2 separate regions of the Homo sapiens genome follow, and region 2 is linked to region 1. A link is a contact called in ENCODE Hi-C or POLR2A ChIA-PET data. All regions are on one chromosome and are shown on one strand. The core of a region is the stretch at or near the end of the contact, and the rest is flanking DNA. Distances in the headings are between cores, read along the strand shown. Region 1 holds the start of POLR1F (RNA polymerase I subunit F). Region 2 holds the start of CDCA7L (cell division cycle associated 7 like).

Region 1 (6,804 bases), core at 2,997-5,496:
CCCTGGTTCAGGGCAGAAAATAACAAAATCGGCTTCAATGTTAAGATGAATGTGTCCTTGATCATCATAAATATCTCCAAGCTCTCCCACAACTTTGATGTTATCATATGCAATAGGGACACCTAAAAGGCTGTAAAAAGAAAAAGTTGAAAATGATACCTTTTATCGTCTTTTATTTATTTATGTTTTTGGAGACAGGGTCTTGCTCTGTCACCCAGGATAGGGTGCAGTGACATCAACAGGGCTCACTGCAGCCTCGACCTCCTGGGCTCAATTGATCCTTCTGCCTCAGCCTCCCAAAGTGCTGAGATTATAGGTGTGCACCACTGCACTCTTTCAAACCAGGCCATTTTCATACTGATTAGATATTCTATCCAAAACTTACACATCTCCTAAATACACCACCTATGTCAAAAACAATAGTATATGATTAGTCTGTAACAACTTTAGTAGTCCCATTTCACCAATGGATTCTGATGTGTTGGCTAAGTTAAAATGATGACTCAAGATACACAGAAACAAAATGCCCAATTAATGCATTAGCAGTAAATCAACTCTTCTTCCCTGGCCAAGTCCCATTCTTTCTATCCTAGCATGACTATTTGAATTCTTCAAGTTATACTAGGATAGAAAGAAGGGACTTAGCAAAGAAAATGTGTATCTCTGTGGACATGACTGAATAAGAGGCAATTTTGGTATTATTCACCATTACTGAATTTCAGTACTTGACGGCGTATAACAAGGGAAGCATTACGGTTAAAGCTGAAGCCCCTGAATTTTAAAGTCAATGACTTAATAGAGAAAATCCCAAACTTCAACTGTTGATAGTAAATGCAAATGTTAATACAACTACATTATTTAGGAACTGACTGACACTTTAGTCTACAAATGTAACAGTCATGATTAAGGGACAACTATTTTTCAAACTGTTATTTCTTAGCTTTTAAGGAATTATAACTATTAAGGAGAAAGACCTAGTGGTGGGAGGCGGAGGGTGTGGTGAGCTGAGATCTCAGCACTGCACTCCAGCCTGAGCGACAGAGGGAGACTCCATCTCAAACAAAGGAACAAAAAACAACAAAACAAACAAAACCTGGTGGCTTCATTACCACACCCACTACTTGTTGGAGAAAACTTCCCTGACTCCCCCAGGCAAAGCTGAAATCATTCCTCTACTCCTATAGGCCAACTTTCTCACTGTTCTTAATCTAATTGTATTGAACCTATCTGTATATATGTTTGAATTTCACACATGACTCTAAGGCCTTTGATAGCAAAGAATATTTTTTGTTGAACTCAAACTTCTAACAATTCACATAAAATAAGGGAAAGAATTTATCCCTAACAGATGTTGTTTAGTAAAACAGCCAGAAGCCACAGAAAATACACTTTAAGAATTACCAAATTAGGAAAACCCTAACTCAGAGACTTACTCGGGAAAGCAATTTTCTGAGGTTTTAATTTCCGCATGTGGCATTCCTAAGCTGGAATCATCCTATCACTAAGACAATGTTAGGGACACAGAAAACAGAGAATAGGAAGAAAAATTAACTGCCATACTAGACAGAAAAACAAATTATCAAGACTTTATTTCCGCTAATCAAAGCCTTGTCTCTCAAGTATCAGAGTGATTCTCAAGGGGAAGGAGGGCTGTGGTCCCCTGGTGGAAGGGGGGACATGTGGAAATTTGTGATACTAGTCATGGTTATCACAAACTTTGCAGAAGCCAGGGAAGAAAAGAGTCTGTCATGTACAGGACAGTCTGATACAATGAGGAAATGTCCTTCGCTCTGACTTTTGAATAAAAGGACAAATCTATTTACAAATAGCTAGGCACCTAATTTAACTCTTAAAACACATCAACACAAAGTCATCTTTGCACAGTTTTAATATATATTAAAATTTTCAGGAACTTAGCAGTATATAAATTCAAGGGGGATTTTGTTAAAAGTCATCAGATATGTGAACACAGGCACCCAACACTATATACTTTTTCCTCCTTCACTTTTGTTTTTCAGATACCATCCTAAATAGGTATCAGGGCAAGGTGGTAGCCTCACTTCAGTTCTTTAATACTATATGTTCAATGTTTTGTCCCTTATTAGTAATGCATAGTTCAAAGTGTGGTGCCTGATTTGCACTTGAATAAACAGCATACCCAAGTAATATGGAAGGAGTGGTGTCCAGATCTGTTCAGAGCCACTCTGCGTGATTTCCCCCTCTAGCCTGTCAAGTGCAGGCAGTACTGGTTACAGAAAACAAGATAGTTGCTTGTGTTTCCAAATGTTATGACTACTTTGTATATCCTTTAATTTCTCAAATCCATCCTCTCTAATCATTTTCTCTTGGACAATTATAACATTATCTTAATTCCTCTCCTTGTCCACTTTCTCATCCTATTTGGTAGCTAACCATTAAGTAAATGTTGTTTCTTAAACTGCAAATCTGATATGCCAGGGACTGCAGAGAAGTACTAGTTTCTCAAAAGTGTGCCAAGTCTCAGCGTTAAAGGGACTGAGAGGACGGAGCACTAACCCTGCTTAAGAAAACAGAAACACAAAAGGAAAAACAACAACAACCCCACCTTACCCCCAAAATAACAAAAACTGGCAATGGCAGGAAGGGAAAAGCAAAATGGCCATCCTCTCTGAGTCATCTTTGACCCCCTGCCCTCCTCTCCAATGGCATCCAATGCCTTTCCCCTGACATAAACCTTATTCTACTTATATAATAGATACAGTTCTCTGGGCAAAGCATACCAGTTCACATCCAGTATCCGTTTGTTTATGCCACTCTCTTTGCCTGGAATGTTACCATGTTAAAGTACCCTCTTCAATCAAGTTGTTCTCAAAGGTCCCAAGATCCAAATTCTACACTCCTTATCTTATTAGATTTCTGTCAAATTTTAACACTTTACTATTTATTGGCTTGTATTTGTATCTCTCCTACAGCTTAAAGCTCCTTGAAACAGAGATTTTATTTTTTGTTTTTGTATCTCAAGTGTTCGGTATGTAATATAAACATACAAGAAGTGTATATTGGTGCTTGGAAGAATCTGCAGATTCTAGACATGGGTGGAGGTCCAGGATCCCTTAAGAAACTGATAAAAACTTCCGATGCAGTGCCCAAGGAACTTCACATAGGAATTCCTGAAGGGCAATCATGAATCCCTAGAGAATCCATTCCCTCTAGTTTTAGAACCCCGCTTTTAAACCAAAGTATAGTCCAGAGGAATACTCAAGCACATGCCCGCGCCCCCCGCCCCACACCTCTGTAATTCTAAGTTTTCAAGTCACTTTTGAATACCGTAATATAAATGCATACGTTTTGGTTTTTTCTCTCCCCAAAGCAACAGGCTCACTAGTTCGACTGAATAAATCTTCTTAAAAACAACAAAATCCCGCTAAACTAATGGCATTTTCATAATCCCCAGATCAGGTCCAAGAGAAGAGAAAATGGGGAAATTACCAGAGCGAAATCCAACAACAAAAAAGGTCCTTCATGTTTTACAAATAGAACGGTTGTACTAATGCTTCGTATGCTATCTTCTATGGAATGAGAATCTACTCAAGCACTGCAAACCAGATTTTTATCGTCAAATGAGAAAGCATCATCCGTAAGGGGATAAATGAAACGTTGAATGCCAAACAGAACTGGGCCTACTAGGTCTCCAGATCCCTGGTCTTTTCCTACCCCTACACCAGGGTTCTGGAGCAAGAATCTCCACTCCCTCCGCCCACACCTGAACTTCATCTTTAAGTTTTCTTCTCTATCTATGAAAGGGACCCTGTATAGATCTTTACCAGAGCGGTACTGGCCTTGAGGGACGGATCGCGACTCTAGAAATCCAGGGGGCTAAGCTCTGGGGGGCAATGCGACCTTTGCCATTTGCCCCTTTCTGCTGCGTCGTCAGCACATCCACCTGCTTTACTTCCCGTGCACAAAAGAAGGAACAGGCAAAGAGATCGGTACCTCTCAGAATAGCGAAGGAGCTCCGCATCAAGCTGTTCTCGAATGCCGGTGCGTTTCCTGTTAAGGTAGCGGGGCGACAGCGCGATGTGCCTTTGGTGCGGCCCGGCCACCAGGCATGAGTAGCGACTGTTCACCAGCGCACAAGCAGCGGCATAAGTCGGCAACTCTAGGCAAGGCAGGACGCCAGCCTGCCCTACCAGAGACCCATCAGAAGCCGCCGCTGGCCGCGGCGCCTCTGAGCAACCTGCAGCCATGCTGCTTGTCAAGGTTCCCACGGCGCGCGCCGTTGACGCAAGCACAATCCCATGTCCCCGGCGCTCGTTTTACGCCATCCACCAACGACCACGCCCCTAGGAATTTCCCCTCTTTTCGCTGCATTACGCAGCCCTGACCAGCAGGGGGAACCGCGTTTTCGCGCTTCGAGAACGGGAGCTTAGAGCCTCGGAAATGCATTGAGCACGCAGGAAAGCCAACCGACTGCTCTTTTAAGGGCAGGCAAATGTGTGTTTTCGCACAGAGGCTTATTGGATTAAGTAGGTAGCTTAAAAATGGGGGTTCTCACTTTGATCATTTCCAGTAGTGAGGTGGGTTTGGTAGAATTTTACAGGCTTGGACTGTACAATAAAAAATCAAAATATTTATGGAGTATATTTTATGCAGTACACGGAATCCTAAGCAGGCCTGATAATTGTAATGCAACGCATCTGAAAACGAACCCACTAGTTCTCTCCTGTCCCGCTTCTCTTCTCATTATGCAACTGCTAAATCAGGGAATCATACAGCCAAGCTGTCAGCCTCGGATCCTCTTTTGTATCCCCAAGTATCAAATCAGCCTGAAGACCTGTATTGCCCAAAGTGGAAATATCATTCTATTTGGACACTATTCTCTTTCCCTGCCGCCAAAACCGCAGGACTCCCTGCCTGTGGAAGCCTAGCTCAATGGTCAGGAGGACACTCTGGGGCAGCCAGATCTTCCCTGAAATACATATGATCGTGTTGTGCCCTGTTTAAGCCCTACATAGGCACCCCATTTTCTCTAGGACAACACAAACTCATGAAAATGGCTTATAAGTTACAAGGCCATTTTGTGATCTGCGTGGGCACACAGCCTCTCTCTTCAGCTTCATTTGTCACACTCCCCACCCTAATATTATCATGCTGCTTGATCTACTTTCAGGTCTCTCTTTGTGCAGTCTCACGCTGTTCCTTCCACCAGGGAATATAATAGCATTTTTCACAAGGGTAAATTCTACTCATGTATGAATTTCTAGCTTAGATTTTACATTCTATACCTTTGCAAAGAGTTTTCAAGCACCCCACTCCTCTTTCTCTATAAGGATTAGGTAGTTACCCATCTATGTTGGTTTTTATGTTAATTTTTTATTAACTGTCTTTGCTTGCCTGTTCCATCAATAGATTCCTACACTCACTAAAGTGGGGACCATAATATCTGTATTGTTCACTACAGTAGCCCCCCACAATTTATCCCTCCTCCAAAGAAACGAAACCAAGAAAAACCCAACCAATACATCTTGAATGAATAACCTGATAGTGAGTTAATAAATAATAAGTGATAAAGAGCTCACAGCCTAAGTGGAAGTGGGATCTAAACATAAACATATAACAGGTTATGCTGGATAAGTGCCAAGAGAAATGTATAGCAGTGATGTGAGTATTAACATACTCCCTCATCTCCTAAATACTGCAAAAAGCCTCTTAGCCTCTCTAAACCTGATTTCTGACTTGTAAAATACGAAAAATAATACTTGCCCTGCTACCTTAGAGAGATGATAGGAGGGTCAAACAAGATAAATAAAAGGCATTTTCTTTAATATTCCTTAAATAACTGCAAACTCAGCATGAGATGATAGTGGGATGAGACTGCCCCCAAAACCTAATAGTAGACACTTTTAAGTCCATAAATGGGAAACATAATGGCTTTTACCTTCATTTTGTTGCAAAGTCCTGTGATACCCCTGTGCAGGACCCTTTTGTTCAATGTGCTCAAACTTGGCTAAACAATGAAGTCACCTAAGGTGAGGAGCTTTAAGAACTCCTGATGCCCGGATGACATCACAGATCAATTCAATCAAAACCTCTCCAGGTGACTACACCTTACAGTCAAGATGGATCTAGACTGGCTGTAAGTGATTTGAATGAAAACAATTTGGCCAAGAAAGAATTTAGTAAAAAACAAGCTGGACATCATGACAATTTGATCAAAACAAAACGTTACCTGAAATCAAATATTCCAGTAATAATCTTTCACAACTAGTAAATGTAGTGCACCCATGCAGTAGTTTTGTAACCCTAGGTATGTCCAGTTGCAGTTAGAAGTTTGCTTGTTTAAATTTTGAAACTGATTTTCTCATTTTCAGTTTTAAAAATTCTGACTTGATCATTAGCTGCTATCCATGCTCTGCATGATTTGAGAGCGAACAAGGTGATTCTGCCTGCATGCCAGTGTTCACCATTGTGGGGTTACTTTACAAATTAACCTGCTCCACCTTCGACACAGGGAAGAAAACAGAAATAACCATGAGTTCCTCCTACCTACCCTACCCTGCAGACATATACAAAGTTTATTTGTTCAAAGACCTGTAGTTGAACTGAACCATTTTATTTTTCTCTAAAATTTGTCCAAGTTCCACAAAAAGTAAGGCATTGGTGGTCCCTGTCTCATGAAAAGCTCTGTCAAGTCAAAGGCAATGTGCTGAGAAGATCTTCATTCTACAAGGAGGAGAAAGAAAGTTAGAAATAATTTTGACCCCATGACCAATGGCCTCAGAGGAAGAGAGAGAAAATTTCCTGTGCAACTGTCTGTATTATTTT
Region 2 (6,804 bases), core at 1,583-4,082, 2.2 Mb after region 1:
TCCTACGGAGCTGCAGCAAGCTGGAGCTCCCATGAGCTGCACTGTTGACAGCTCTTAGTCAGGGATCACACCCTTGCCTTTACGAGCTATTTCTGTCATTTTATATAAAAGCACAAAGACACAGTGGTCAGCACGACAAGACTACAGCCTGGGGGAAGCGTAATCACTGTCAGAGGACATCAAATCCAACACACTGGTGGGATGGCAGGAAAGCAGACTCGAAAGTAGTTCAGAGTAAATGAGTCTCCTTGTTTGCTTCTTACTCATAACATTAGGCCTAAGCTGCTTTGCTGAAACACTTAGCTCTGCGCTTTCCAAGCGATAGAAATTATACTTACTCCAATGTGTGAGATGAAAACCCACTGCACACTGAGCTGAGCGACATTTGATGTGCAGTAATGCCACTTCAGGTGGTTCATCACATTGCTTTATTCATAAGGCTGGGGGACAGGGTGGAACCACACGAATTTAACATCTTGCTGTGCCTGAAATGTTCATTAAGTGTTCTTATCCGCAGTCACCTGCCCACCCCACAGAACCACTCTCCACTAATTTAGAGACTATAATCTGTGCACATTTAAATTACGATGAACAGGAACATTTCCACTGGAAAAACCATCACACATCTTTGATTTGCACTGCCAATTAGGTCTTCAGAAAAGGAAAAAAAAAAAAACCCTGATCATCTTACATATAGTAATTTGCCTTAATTGGTGCATAATGGATCGGATATAATTTGTGGGTAACCCCTACATGATAAATAGTTTATTTAACATTTTAGAACTACCAAAAATTAGCCTCATTGTGTGGCAGTAAACGCTCACTTCCAACTACACATTCTGGGACTTCTGAGTTTCCTAAGCATGAATTATGAATATCAGTAGTGGAAGTGCAAAGAACTCTCCAGCTTAACAACAGGAGTGACACATTCCAGAAACATTTTCTGATTACATTCACAAGGAGCTCCGGAGTGATAAATTCCAGATACATTTTCTGACTAAACTCACAAGGAGCTCAAATCTCCATCCAGAGGGTTTGTTTTTTGTTTTTAGTCCTGTAGCAACAGAAACTCCTAGAAGGTTAGGACGCCAGCCGGAAGTGGTGGCTCACGCCTGTAATCCCAGCACTTTGGGAGGCCGAGGCAGGTGGATCACCTGAGGTCAGCAGTTCAAGACCAGACTGGACAACATTGTGAAACCCTGTCTCTACTAAAAAAAAAAAAAAAATACAAAAAATTAGACAGGCGTGGTGGCGGGCGCCTGTAATCCCAGCTACTCGGGACGCTGAGGCAGGAAAATTGCTTGAACCCGGGAGGCGAAGGTTGCAGTGAGCCGAGGTCGCGCCATTACACTCCACCCCGGACAAGAGCGAAACTCCGTCTCCAAAAAAAAAAAAAAAAAAAAAAGGATGCTAATACACGGTAAAAGCCAGTGGCAAAAAATAAAAAATCGAACCCTGTCTCATTCCGTAGGCTTTACTGTTTCCCTTGCTTTTAATAGTTTATCTCACAGGAGGCATTTTAAAAATATTCTCAGAAACATCAACAACAGATTTTTCTCAAGCGACCATTTTCAGGAAGGCTTCAGAAATTACTAAAAGGCCAAAGCTACCGTTAGTGGCTCAGTCTTTGCCGCCAGACTCGGGCAGGTGACAGCGGTTTGGGCTCGGGCGCCGGGCACTCTGCGCCTTCCAACGCTGGCGGCCCCGCCTCCCCTTCTCCCGGGCCAGGCACGCAGGTGGAGGAAAGTAAACACCAGTCGGAAGCAAGGTGGAAGCAGTGAGTCTCGCGACTCTCAATAAAACAAGTGGAAAAAAAAAAAAAAACAATCCTCGCACAAAGCATCTCCGTGCTCCCACAAGCAGAGGCGTGGCTGCTTGTTTCCCTTTTTAAAGGTTGTATTTTTAGTTCTTATGAAAAATGTTTTTATTGCTTACTTCTAAGTAAACATGTATCTCCATTACGATAACGTAGAGAAAAGCTCTTTTAAGAAGTAAAAAGAGAAAACTGAAGTCACGTTCACATTCCCACTACTCACTGAAACGTTTGGGGGAACTTACTCAAGTGTTTGCTAATGAGTTTTAAAGACGAGTTAGGCCCTTAACGCGTAATTGGGGTCGTGCTGTGCATATGATTTGGGATCTTGCAGCTTGTTTAACTCGGCCCAATGACGTTACCATTTCCCCCAAATGGTTACTAATTCCTTGAAAACGTTTACAAAAGTTCTAGAATAAACACTAAAGTTATTATTTTTAAACTCCATTATCCAAGTTGGACTGGTCTGGCGATCGACTGTTAAAAAAAAAAAATTACAACTTTCTTAAGCTTCCTGATCTCTGTGCCAATTCCCGGAGAAAGTGTGGGGAGTGCACAAAAAAAGCCCCTCCCCCGTCTCACGAGGGCTGCAAACGCAGGCGCTGCGCCCCGCTAGCTCCCCGCCTGCACCCCCGGCGGCCACCCGAGACTGAGCAGAGCGCCAGGCTGAGCGCGGTTGTGTGCTGGGGCGACCGGCCTCTGTGGTCCGCGTAGCACAAACGTGACCCACTGCGCACACCTGCAGGGCGCGCCCACTCCGGCACTCAACCGGCTGGGCGCGCCAGATCCCCAGTGCCGCAGCCAAGGGCCACGTTTCCAGCCCAAGGCCAGCAGGACCGGGTGGCAAAGGGAAGTCAAACTGTGGGTGCGTCCGGACGGCGGCGGGCGGCCGGACCCTCACCTGGTAGCGAGTCGCCAACTCCATTCTTCCTAACCGGGCTCCAGTCTCCTCCCAGCACGCGGCCACGGGAGCCCGGACTCACCACGGCCCGGCGCACCAAGAACGCCCCGCGCCCGAGCAGCTAGCGCGCTCCGCCCGGAGCACAGGCGGGCCCCGGGAGGGGCGCACTTGACGCCCTGGACAGGGGGAGCGCGTTGCGCTGCCCCCTCGGTGCCGCCTCACTGGGCCTCGTGGCTCCGATCACGTTCCAACTTCGCGGCCACTGACCTTGTCTTCGCAGGCGGCGCGAGAGGGGGCTGCAGTTGGGCGCGGCAAGAGCAATTACCAGTGTTAGGGCGCCGGGCTCCCCCCTGCAGCAGAGGGAGGGAGTGGAGCCGTCCGGCGGGGTTTAGCGCGGGAGAAATGAGGGGGCTGTCCCGGCGCAGCCTCCAGCTGGCACGCGCGCTGGATACTTGGCAGGGTTTATTCCAGGTCATGCCCTGGGGCGCGAGCTTCTGCTGCAACCCCTGTCTCTGATCCAGGCAAATATTGTAGGGCGGCTTTGGGGCTTGTTTTGTTTTGTTGTTGTAACGGGGCAGGGTTCTCTTTGGGAAGATTCTGTCTCCCAAAACATTTGCTACAGGGTTCACTTTGCAGAACAGGCAACCCAGGTTTCTTTACCAAGGCCCAGGTGGACAGATGCAAACCCGCCTGAAACTTTAGACGGCCATTACACAGTAGGCCTCCACACCCACCAGACAAAGAGTTTGTAGAGGTCAGGAATGCTGACTAATTTAACAGAATTGACCCCGGCATCTACTAAGCATCAGGCACTGGGCTAGTCCTAGGAACAGAAGGGTGAACAAAAACAGGCCCCTGCTCTGTTGGAGTTTACAGCCTGAGAGCCAGTTACCAACCTAATTGCATTATTCTAAATAAATACAATAATGATGCAAATAAGTGTAATAACGATGTAAATTTTATAAATTAGATTTATAATTAATATTAATTTGATACCACTATCAATGACAAATGTAATGATGATGCAAATAAATGTAAATTTGGAGCGATGATGCCATGAGAAAAAAGGCAAGTGGTATTAATGGTGGTGTGAAATAGGAAGACAATCTGATAGAGGTCAGGGAATACTTCTTAGAGTTCAGATATGAAGAGTGAGGAATTAAGTTTGTGGAAATTGTGGGAGAGTTGAAGTAGAGAGTGGGGAGAATGGTAAATGAAGTTGTCCTGAAATCACAGCAGGTTTGCTGGACAGTGTTGCACACCTATTTAGAACCGTGGTCATAGGTTTACAGTAGAGCATCCTGTACGCATAGGACCTTCTGCAGCCCCTCTCAGCTGCTTAGGATCTGACGTTCATCTTTTCTTTATTGAACGAGTGAATGAAATTTGCCAAACATTTACTCAAGCTTGAAGAGAAAACATGGAAAAGGTTTCCTTCCTTCCTTTGGTTAGTTCAGCAAACAACATGTGTTATGTGCTTTCATGTTCCAGCCCTCAGTGTTCTCACTTCCTGGTGGTAGTAAAACCAATACAACATTGTGTGACTTAAAATGTTTTGTTTTTATTGGATAATGTTATTTATTCATTATGGCCACTTCATTTTTATTATGCTTTAGAGTTTTCCTTCACATGCAGTATCTCCTTGAATCCTCTCAATATCCTTCCAGATCCTTATTGTCCACATTTTTAAAATAAGGAAACAGAATCTAAGAAAATACATTAAGAGATCCCTGCCACCCTGCCACTAAGTGACAGCAGCAGACTGCCAAACTGAAAACCATTCCTTATGCCTCCAGATCCAACATTCTTTCCATTTTTCTGTATTTTTTCCCTTTGGCTGCCAGGAAGCTTAGAGTGAAAATTAATTCAATCAGAGCTCTTCTTCCTCTTTTTTTTTTTTTAGATAGTTGCTTCCTCATGAACTGCTGATCTTGTTTGCACTTCTTTTCATTGTAGGTTAAATCAAATCAATTTTGGAAAAGGGAGCACAAATTTGAAGCAGGTCAGATTTTGCAAAACACTTGAAGCAGCCTAGACTAGCTACTTCTGTATCAGGAAACCTGTAAGCTGTTGAACCTTTCTGTTTAGAAATTTGCCATAACTAACCCTAAGTCTTCAGATGACAACCCCTAAATTTTCTTCCTGTGCTTAGCAAAGCCTGTACACGTTTGATGGTATTTAGTAATTGATTATATAGTGGTGTGTTTTGTTTTGTTTTGTTTTGTTTTGTTTTGGTCAGGCTTTGGGAAAATCTCTAAGGAACCAGAGGATTTAAACATGGCACTGCAGTAATACTTTCTAATAATTATTACTGATAGGGTTCACGGGATGTGAGCACTGGGTTTCATCATGGCACTGCAAGAATGAGTGTCCCTTCCAGATGCAACAGTATACATATTGCAACACAGAAAAAGAAGACATAATGTTTGCAACTTCTTTTAAGAAGTCTGTCTAGAAATCCATGCTTGATTGCTTTTTAAATGTTTCCATGAGAGAGTAAAAACTTGGTCCCCAGTACCTTGAACAAGGTAAGAAATTTGTGATTAGAAGCCAAAGGAGTTAATAATGCCACACTAAAATATGCTGCTCTGGCATATTCACTATTTTTAGTTAAAAGCACTTAAAAAAAAAAAAAGCAGGTAGGAGAAGATCACTCTGAACTTAATGTTGTTTCTTAAAAGCAGGAGATAAAATTCCCCTATGAAAGCTGTCCTCCCTACACAAGAAGGAAAGCCACATTCTTATCAAAGACAGGAAATTGAAGCTGAGGGAAATCTGTACAAACAAACCTTGTTAAACTAACCCTTATCTTCTCAGTCACTTCTCCACCCAATTAACTACACTAGCCCATGCCCCTTTGCCTCATCGCATTTTCAGTTTTACTACTCTGTGCAATTCACTATATAAATGTCCAACTCAAACTTCATCCTGGGGTCTTCATTTCCTTAAAAAGGCACCCATGCCACATAAAACTTCGATTAGACAAATCTATATGCTTTTCTCTTGTTAATCTATTTTATGTCAGTTTAATCCTCAGACCCAGCCAGGACCCAAAAGGATGGAGATGAAGTTTTACTCCCCTACAAAGCCATTATTGAACCTCATTAAATGATGTGAGAGAGCTGTAATTGGATGTCAACCCTGGCCCACGATTTTTGCTTTGTAAAAGGAGCCCAAACATCTCTCCTCTATCTGAAGTAGTATCTCTGCCGTCCCCACAGAGCTTAGTTGTGGGCAAACTCCCTAGTCCTCCCCACATAACAGAAAATCGTGCTGGTTTGGTGCTCTGGACAACTCACCAGAGAATCTGCCTTCTGCAGAGAGCTGGAAGCAGCATGAGTCTATAGAAACTGAGAGGTAATTTCATTAGGTCTGCCTCCCCTGCTTGCTTTTGGTCATTTGCCTCTTGGTGTTGTTTCCTTTTCCCACGAAGTTGAAGGCTGCAGTAGCTGAACACCGCACCACTGAACACTGAGACTTAACTTCACTGGCTACTTTATAGATAACGTTCATAGGTCACCGTGGTAACTGTTGCTTCCATTTTTTTTTTTTCTCAGAAACTTAGGCCAGCTTCTGTCCAGTTCAAACTGGTTGAGGCCACTGACTCTTCAAGTGCCTGAGAGGTGGCCTTTTGATGTCAGAGGGTCAAAAACTCCACCCTGAGATCATGCTAACACTGCCATTTTTCTGTACATATGTCCTATATAATGCCATGAACTCTGGCTACATTTGTGCAGAATGAGCCTGTTACTTCGTTTTTTTCCCAGTGCCGATTACATTTCCCCATAACTCAGACCACCCCATTTCCCTAACCCATAAATATCCCTAAGCCTTATCTTCAGGGAGGCGTACTTCAGAGCTATTCTCCCACCTCCTCACTCCATGCCCTTGTGAATAAATCTTTTTTTTCTTTTGCAAAACCCATGTCACACTAATTGATTTACTGTTCAGGGCAGAACAGACTAGGACCTAGCTGGTAACAGTATCTGAGTACCACTTGGCATTGTATGTGGTCGTGAATAAATAAAGTGACCGTTAAACAGGAAAACATCACTGGTTGTTCTCTAGCTCTTGGTCTCTTGAAACTTCC

Evidence for each region. Hi-C counts contacts between places; a loop is a spot of excess contacts on that map. ChIA-PET counts read pairs that join two places held with the same protein, here RNA polymerase II (POLR2A). Pooled maps may share reads with other maps.
Region 2: a map of naive thymus-derived CD4-positive, alpha-beta T cell shows a loop between it and region 1 (6-fold over the local background). The contact joins the promoter of CDCA7L here to the promoter of POLR1F in region 1. A Hi-C loop is called at or near these places in 1 of 168 maps with a recorded cell type or tissue (naive thymus-derived CD4-positive, alpha-beta T cell) and 9 of 50 pooled maps. POLR2A ChIA-PET finds 5 or more read pairs at or near these places in 1 of 52 experiments (activated naive CD4-positive, alpha-beta T cell).

What each region holds. Positions count from the first base shown.
Region 1 is chr7:19,704,791-19,711,594 of GRCh38, forward strand. It overlaps POLR1F (RNA polymerase I subunit F), which reads right to left and starts at 4,247. Exons shown (of 4, transcript NM_001002926.2): 1 at 3,973-4,247; 2 at 1-130. The coding sequence starts at 4,226. MIR3146 (microRNA 3146) reads right to left here and starts at 646; the gene lies at 568-646. RefSeq lists enhancers at 3,371-3,975, 3,940-4,009, 3,976-4,578, 4,120-4,399.
Region 2 is chr7:21,943,067-21,949,870 of GRCh38, forward strand. CDCA7L (cell division cycle associated 7 like) reads right to left here and starts at 2,833. Exons shown (of 10, transcript NM_018719.5): 1 at 2,715-2,833. The coding sequence starts at 2,738. RefSeq lists a silencer at 2,452-2,501 and enhancers at 2,642-2,791, 2,787-3,497, 3,182-3,431.